Linked DNA regions of Homo sapiens: regions 1 and 3 are each linked to region 2. Evidence: chromatin contacts called from ENCODE Hi-C or POLR2A ChIA-PET data. All regions are on one chromosome and are shown on one strand. Each heading gives the region's core, a stretch centred on a gene start or an enhancer-like site at or near the end of the contact. The rest is flanking DNA. Distances are from core to core; before and after follow the strand shown.

Region 1 (2,700 bases), core at 1-2,500, 33 kb after region 2:
CTACCTCGTCTGACGATCAGAATGCTGTGCTTTCTTGCCAGCAACCTTGCCTTTGCGTTATTTCTGAGTGGGCTGAGAGTCCATAAGTGAATGCTTTAGAATAAGCCAAGCAAATGAATGTACAAGCAAAAAGAAAAGAGGCACCATATTGATTTGTTGTCTAGACAGAAATGTATCTGCTAACACATCACCAGACATTAGTCAAAGCTGCCTGTTCTGGCGCAGATATGCAGAATCAGGTATTTCTGCAAGTGAAAAAAATCGGTGACAGGATGGTGTGACATACTATCCTAAATTGGCCAGTAATAATTATGGCTAGTCTGTGACTTCATGCACAGTTATTAGTAGAAAAGGAAAATCAAATTTGGCTTTATGCTGGTCGTTGTTTATTATTATTGGCCTTGAGATACAGCTTTCCACTGTAAACATCTAATCCTATATTTGAAATAAAATTTCTGATTTTTAAAAATCACTTTTACATTTGGAATGCCATTTCAAATTGTGATTATTTGGTTTATTTGAGGAAAAATAAAAACATTCATGTGAAGCTATTGAACACTGTTTAGCTTTATACCAAGATAAGTGGGAAAGATAATGACTTGCAGAAATAACAAACCATAATAAACTGTACTTTCAGCATCTTGAGTTCAAGTACTGGTCAACTTGATCTAAAGTGTTACAAGACTGTATTTTTCAAAAATATCAACTTAGTTGATCTGAAACATCTGTCCCCTTCATCTCCCTACCTTTCTCTACCACCCCAAATCATTATTTAAAACTACTTGGTCTTTCTATTTTGTTAACTGTATGAGCCCTGGGGTTAGAATGCACGAGGTGGAATGATCAGCCCACAGAACTTAGAAGGTTATATAGTTCACCCTTGAGCTGATTTATATCCATAAACTTGACAGTTGCAAACTTAACACAAACACTGTTTTTAAACCCTGACTAATCACTCTTAGACCAAGTTAACTTTCCCACAATCTAGAATAAATATGACATTTGCCTGCAGTCAGTCAGCACAACATTAGAGCACAACGTCACATGATCATAAGGTCTCCCCTTGTTATTTTTATATTCGGCTAACATTTCTAAAGAAATGGAAAAAAAGAGGTTTCCTTACATTGAGGAACCCCACCTGTCCAGCCTGCTGACCAGCATCAGGGCAGACAAGTTGGACAAATTCTTTCAGCGTCTCCTGAGGGTGATAGCGGATGGCTGGGTGTGAGAAGTAAGGCCCAGGCTGCTGGATAATGGGTGATGTCGGGAAATGAAGAGTCGATGGTGTTGCATGCGGACTTGCTGCAGGAAAAGAAAACATCAGGGTTATGAAAAGAAAGACCTGCTTTGTCATAGCTGAACCCGATTCAACTTCCTCCTTTATTTCTCTTCCTGGCCCGATTCACAATATTGCTCATGTGACTGAATTTAACACTGGATAGGTCTGACAGATTTTCTTCCTTAAGGCTCTAAGACAAACACGGAGGTTAGATTAGGGTAGAGTTTCAAGCTGTCTTTCTATTTTCAGTGGACATGAGTTATAAAGGCATTAATAATCCTTGGTGAGGCTGAAGATTATTCATTACCTTAAGAGCCTTTTTAATGAAGCAAGCAATAAAAAATGTATTTGGTAGATTAGACCTGACTTAACTGACATTACATATGACAAATTCTAGTTTGCACATATGGATCCCCTTTCACGCTGAGCTATCCATAGACAATAATTCATTGTTAAACCTCTTATACCCCTTTCAAGGAAATTTCTAGGGACTAATTCAGGATGAAAATTTTTTGAAGTATGTAGTAAATGATCACTTAATGAGCCCATGCAATTTGGGTGCCTCACTTTACACGGATGGTTTATGTCGCCTTCAGATGCCATTTCAAAGACAAACTCAGAAATGCACATATGTTACAGCAGGGGAACCCACAGGGTAAGCAGGCAGTGACCCCTGCTAAAATGTTGGCCCTGTGCCCATAAAAACTGATAAAAGACTCAGACAACTACTGCTCCCTTACATTTGAACCCTGGTAAATTTCATGTGAACAAGAAGATTACATTAGATTAAAAAAACTTATGTGAGGTGCCTAATAACTTCTCTAAGAGAACTTTTGCCCTTGAATTAGAAGGATGATTGATAAAACTGGCTGGAGGATAAGAGCAGTGCATGGGAAGGTTGCAGATATTCAAACCAAGTCAAGCCAAGATAGCAGCAGCTCTTGCTTCTCAATGAGAGCCAGAGAAACCTCTCCCAAATTAGAGGAGATGAAAGTATTTATCTTTCCTTTCTTCGGTTTAAATCTTTAAACTGAAAATCACAGGAATGTCCACATTTTGGAAAATAAGACCTTTCCAATACCAAGAATGACTCATAATACTGAAGAGAAACTCAGTAAGACAGGCCATCACTTCTACCACTATCCCACTTGCATGGCTAAAGGCTGTGAAAAAGAATGCATCTGTATTAGTTGCTGGGCATAGGTTCTTTGTTCCCTACCGGGATCTCCTCATGATTGGGGCACTTTCTGACTAATGACTGAAATGGCTCATGCTATGGGGTTCAGAGTGACATCTGTAGTTTTCAAAAAGACTGGAAATGGGCGATTGGAGGGGAAGCAACTTTCCAATCCATGTCTTGCAGGTGGTCTGGTGCAACCCTTTAATTTATGCAATCTTTAATCTGCCCAATAAATATTCAT
Region 2 (2,700 bases), core at 96-2,595:
AGGCAGCACCACACACTGGCTGGGCAGGGTGCTGAGGGCTTTTCATCCTAACTAGACTGAGTCTTTACATAACTCTAAGTGGAATGCAGGCATTCATTTATAATTTTATAGATGTGACATCTGAGGGTCAGAAAGGCTAAAAATTATTCCAAGGTCACATACTGAGATCAAACTCAGGTCTGTCTCCCTCCAAAGCTTCTATTTTTTCCACTACATTATGCTGCCCAGAAGAGGAAGGTACCTCATGACCACAGGTCTCAATGCTACTATTGCCTATAAAATCCTGTATCTCAGGAGGATTGAACCAAGCAAGGCAGAGGTTTCTTCACATATAGAGATCCCACTGTGCCCATCACCTGCTTCCCATCTCCCACAGAATAAAGTCCAAGTGCTTTACTACCCTTGGAAAAAGGTATGTATTTATTCACGACTAGACTCTGATCTAATGTTTCTGCCGTCTACTGTAAACTGACAGATACACCAAACAGAATAGGGTTCTTCAGACACACACTGCTGTTCCTTTGCATGCACTGTTCCTCCTGCCTGGTCTGGAATGTTCTCCCCACCAAGTATATCTGTCTCCTTCAAAACCACTCATGTGTCTTCTCCTCTGGCATATCTTCCATGAGCTCCATGCTTCTCCCCAGAGTTAGTTACTGACTCTTCTGTATGGATTATACCTATTTCAATTACTTCATCGATCACATCTTAGTTTATTTACTTTTCTTTCTGTGAGCTATGTACGGCAGGGATTGAATAATGTACATCTTTAGCCTCCCTTCCAGCTTAGTATGGTGCCAGGAACATAGTAGGTGCTCAATAAATTCTGGCTTCTTTCTCCTCTCTAAGATCAATCATGCAGCTGGCGGGTGGGAGAGATGAGCTAGGAATCCAGGTATTTTGACTCCTAGTCCAGGGTTTCTCTGTGTACCAAGATGTAGAAAAACTCCTAGTCCAGGGTTTCTCTGTGTACCAAGACCATAGGTCCCTCCTATGGTCAGTTCCCTTATTAGACCTACTATGTTATTCTTCTATCCCCCTAGTACCACTCCTTCCCCATATATGCACAGACACACTGCCAGGGACCAATGGAAGGAAGACTGCGCTTGAGAGGGGCAGAAGCTGTATGTCATGAGGGCTGGCCTTATGCTTCCCTTCACTAGTCAAGGCAACAGGAGATATGCAGCATAGTCCAGCCCTGGAGGGCAGCAAAGGGTGCTTCCCACATTATTAAGGCAGCACTGTGAGGGTCCGAGGTTGCCCTGTGCTGAGAACAACTGTGCCTGGTGGCATCCCCATTATCTCAACACATTCAGACTCTGAGGAAGGAGGGTGTTGAGGGTGAGAAACACAGGGCCAGAACAGCCTGTCCTAACCCAGTGTCCCTGCTCCAAGACAAGGGATCCGGCTTATCACAAGCTCATGTGACTCATTAGTTAAATGTGTAAAGCGTTTGGAAAGTGAAAAGCCAATTAGAAGTGCTAAGTTATTTCATCTCTGCTGTAAAGGAAGCAATGTGAGACCTTAAGAAAAATTCTCATGCAAATATTTTGGGGGAGGTGTGTGCTGTGGAATGTAACTCAATGAACAGACTCAATAGAAAGGCTATATCCCAAAAAGACAGGGCACAGATCAAAGAATGTGCCTAAGTCCTCAATAAACAAACAGGAAGGTAAGCAGGTGGGTGTGAGAAAAGTGGCAGGAAGAATCACTGAGACCTCACGTGAGATCTTCGATGGATCTCACATTAGACAGCAAGCTCTGGGCTTGAAACTGTGTGTGTCAGTGGAACTTTCAAGGCCTTAGACTCATTAGAAGCCCTGGGAAAGCCTAGGTCCAAAAGGATTCCTAATGCTGAATCCTTTCCTCATGTGAACAGTCATTATTTAGAGTGTAGAAATATTCGGTAAGGCCAATTTCTTGGGCATAGGATTTTCACAAGCAAGGACTTTGTGGACAGCGAGAACACCACCTGTATTGAGTTCTCTCCTCAAAGTTCATGCAGCAGGGCCAGTCAACTCATTTTCCTGTTCTCTGAACTTGTGTTGACTCAAGCTCTGCAAAACCAGGCTCTTTTCCTTTGCAAAGGAAGCATCTGGTTCCAAGTCATAAAAGAGAAACCCAGAACCTATTGCTGCCTGTTTGGTAAGCACTCTGGAGGGCACCCAGGGGGCACTGTTTCACAGAGCTCCCCTGCAACCACAAAGGCACATATCCTCCAACTCAGCCTTTTCAGAGTCCATGTTTAACCAGCACACGGTGACCCAGCCCCATGGGAGCAGGTCTGCACAAAACGCCAGGACTTCTGCCCAAATCCTGGACCTCAAACAGAGGCTGAAAAGAAATGACCTCTGCACAGTCACGCACATAGCATCTACATCTCCTAAACACATAGGGAGTGTGTGGAGGAAAGGCAGAATAATAAGCCAAGCATTCAGAGACAAGAGGGTCAAGTGCAACTACTGGAGTTGAAAAGTGCATGAAACCTATCAGGGAATAGGAAAAAAGAATATGGCAGATCCTATTAACAGTCTATCCACTACCTATTGCGCCTTCTTCCTTGGGACAATTTTGCTTAGAGAGGCAAATGTGACTGGTCCTAGGTGACGGTCATGATTTGAGCCAATCAAGATAATCTTCTGCTGGTTTTCTCAGCATCCTTTGCAGCTAGAGATTAAAATGTGACCCAGATTTAGCCAA
Region 3 (2,700 bases), core at 70-2,569, 58 kb after region 2:
ATATGGGATTCTAGTCATGTAGTGGCTTTCATCTCTGGAGGCACTTATAAGTGCAAAGTTCAACAAGAAAACCTTGAAAATACAGGTCAAATGCACTATTCACAAAGATTCCTTCAAATTCATCATTGGTATTTGTGGTAGTCAGGCTGGGCTGGTGGCTCATGTCTATAATCTCAGCACTGTGGGAGGCTGAGACAGGAGGATTGCTTCAGGCCAGGAGTTCGAGAGCAGCCTGGACAATATAGTGAGACCTTATCTCTACAAAAAATTAATTTTTAAAAGTTAGCTGAGGCCAGGCACGGTGGCTCATGCCTGTAATCCCAGCACTTTGGGAGGCTGAGGTGGGCAGATCACAAGGTCAAGAGATCGAGACCATCCTGGCCAACATGGTGAAACCGCATCTCTACTAAAAATACAAAACTTAGCTGGGCATGGTGACATGTGCCTGTAGTCCCAGCTACTCAGGACGTGGAGGCAGGAGGATTGCTTGAACCTGGGAGGCGGAGGTTGCAGTCAGCCCAGATCATGCTACTGCACTCCAGCCTACTGACAGAGCAAGATTCCATCTCAAAAAAAAAAAAAAAAAAAAAAAAGAAAAAGAAAAAGTTAGCTGAGTGTGGTGGTATATGCCTACAGTCCCAGCTACTCAGAAGGCTGAGGCAGGAGGATCACATGAACCCAGGAGTTTATAAGCTATCATCATACCACTGCACTCCAGCCTGGGCAACAGAGAGAGACCTTATCTTGAAAAAAAAATTGTGGTACTCAGAATTCTAAGATGGCTTCCTAGTTTCCAGCCTTGTATAATGATGCCTTATATAATCCTCTCCTCTTGCATGTGTGAGATACTTGTGAATATGATAAATGTCATTCTTGTGAATAGGTTATATTATACCGCAAAGGTGATTATATTGATTAGGTTATGTTATATTGCAAAAGACTTCTACAGATATAATTAAGGTCCCCAATCAGGTGAGTTTGAGTTAAGGAAAAATATATTATCCCTGGAGGGCCTGACCTAATCAGGGGAGCCTTGTATAAAAGGAATTAGAAGTCAGAGAGATTCTTCTTCAGGCTTTGAAGAAGTCAGCTGCCATATTGTGAAAGGGCCTGTGACAGCCACATGGTAAGGAACTGCAGGGGCCTCTGGGAGCTGAGTGGGGCCCCTTGCTGACAGCTTTCAGAAAGCAGGGACCTTAGTCCCACATCCACAAGCAACTGAATTCTGCCAACAATCACGAGAGTCAGCAACAGGCCCTTGAGCTCCAGAAAGAAATGGAGTCTGAACAAAATTCTCATTGCAGCCTTGTATGACCTAAGCAGAAGATCTAGTTCAGCCGTGGCCAGGCTCCAGACCCATGGAAACTGTGAGATAATATTAATAACTGTGTGTTGCTTCAAGTTGCTAACTCTGTGAAAATTTGTTCTGCAGTACAGAAAACAAACATGATATTCAAATATAAGACGACTGCAATGCTAGACATGTGTGTATTAAAGATGTTTACTGTACAATAATTACTCTCTATAATTCTGAAAGTTTCCCTTATTTTTACCTAATCCACCCTAGGTTGTATAGTCTTTCACTAGCCTAGTCACCTAGAGAAAACGGTAAGACGTATTCTTAGAAAGGGAACTAAAAAGTGGTAATTTTCGAGGGACATAAATACTTTTGAAAATTTCTACTTCTCCTGATTCTTTCGAGAAACATCAATAACAAAATTAGATTGAGTGACGTGGGAAAAAAACTCAAATTCTTGGGGTCTCCCCTAAGAAGTTAAAATTTGTTTTAGGGAATTTTTCACTGCAATTTGATATCACATAAAATAAAAAGAAGAAAACCAATCATAATTAATTTCACCTCTCCCCTACTCCCAAGTTATGATATTTTTCAGACACTTTGACCAAGAACTCCATAGTGACAATAGTAAAGGAAACACTGCAGGAATCATTAGGAAGTACAAAGCTGTTTTTTCTTCCTTAGGTATCTTCTTAAAGGGGAGATTTTTAGGAGTCAAAGGAGCTACAACATTAATGGGAATGGAAGAGAAGGGAAGGATCACCATAAACTATAATTATTCCAGTGACAACCGAACAACATGCTGGATTTTTCAAAAGGAACTGTAACTTCTCAGTGTTAGTGCTTACTTTGTTAGAGCACCTATCCAAAAATTCATTCTCCTGTTAAAAGTATCCCTGGTAAGTGCTGCTCGGGACAGCAGGACCTTATCTTGTCTGTCGCAGGAGTTTGGGAGATGTAATTCAAGTTGTCAGAGAAGATATAACTGGTGTATGTTCTTTTCTTCAAAGTGACAAAGTCAAGAATAGAAAGTTTAGTTTCAATAATGTTCATTTATAGTCACAAACGGAGAGAAACTCTGAAAGCAAGCAACCTCAGCACTTTAGTTTTTAAATCCAATACAATAAGCAGGTTAGAGAGGACCCCAAAATGTTACAAGTTTAATTGTTCATGACTTGGATAGTGTCCTGTTCATTGTCATCATCTAATTCCCAACAACCTATTTTTATAACTGTTATTACCAGAACAACGATTACACCAAACTTAAAGGCTTAAAGGCAACTGGAAGCCTTCATCCATCAAGTGGCCTCAAGAGAGGCAGGAGGCAGCTACAGAGATTAAATCTCTGCATGTCGATCACGTCCAAAAACCAGGCTGAAAATAATAAAAGCTACAAATTATGA

The links. Hi-C counts contacts between places; a loop is a spot of excess contacts on that map. ChIA-PET counts read pairs that join two places held with the same protein, here RNA polymerase II (POLR2A). Pooled maps may share reads with other maps.
Region 1: a map of endothelial cell of umbilical vein shows a loop between it and region 2 (3-fold over the local background). The contact joins two enhancer-like sites. A Hi-C loop is called at or near these places in 4 of 168 maps with a recorded cell type or tissue (cardiac septum, endothelial cell of umbilical vein, prostate gland and 1 more), 1 of 37 single-sample maps with no recorded cell type and 3 of 50 pooled maps. POLR2A ChIA-PET finds 5 or more read pairs at or near these places in 1 of 52 experiments (T-cell).
Region 3: a map of HAP-1 shows a loop between it and region 2 (4-fold over the local background). The contact joins two enhancer-like sites. A Hi-C loop is called at or near these places in 10 of 168 maps with a recorded cell type or tissue (HAP-1, Right ventricle myocardium inferior, colonic mucosa and 6 more) and 3 of 50 pooled maps. POLR2A ChIA-PET finds 5 or more read pairs at or near these places in 1 of 52 experiments (activated T-cell).

The regions. Positions count from the first base shown.
Region 1 is chr1:61,402,706-61,405,405 of GRCh38, reverse strand. It overlaps NFIA (nuclear factor I A), which reads right to left. Exons shown (of 11, transcript NM_001134673.4): 8 at 1,124-1,302. Among named protein-coding and RNA genes, the nearest start is that of NFIA-AS1, 150 kb to the right of the region's middle. Within about 2 kb of position 1,250, at least 7 of the 41 ENCODE cell types and tissues checked have a DNase peak (open chromatin) inside an H3K27ac peak, as active enhancers do; they include endothelial cell of umbilical vein, where a contact is called at or near this core.
Region 2 is chr1:61,435,639-61,438,338 of GRCh38, reverse strand. All of the region lies in intron 10 of NFIA (nuclear factor I A), which reads right to left. Among named protein-coding and RNA genes, the nearest start is that of NFIA-AS1, 180 kb to the right of the region's middle. RefSeq lists an enhancer at 1,247-1,748. Within about 2 kb of position 1,345, at least 4 of the 41 ENCODE cell types and tissues checked have a DNase peak (open chromatin) inside an H3K27ac peak, as active enhancers do; they include endothelial cell of umbilical vein, where a contact is called at or near this core.
Region 3 is chr1:61,377,296-61,379,995 of GRCh38, reverse strand. All of the region lies in intron 6 of NFIA (nuclear factor I A), which reads right to left. Among named protein-coding and RNA genes, the nearest start is that of NFIA-AS1, 130 kb to the right of the region's middle. Within about 2 kb of position 1,319, at least 3 of the 41 ENCODE cell types and tissues checked have a DNase peak (open chromatin) inside an H3K27ac peak, as active enhancers do.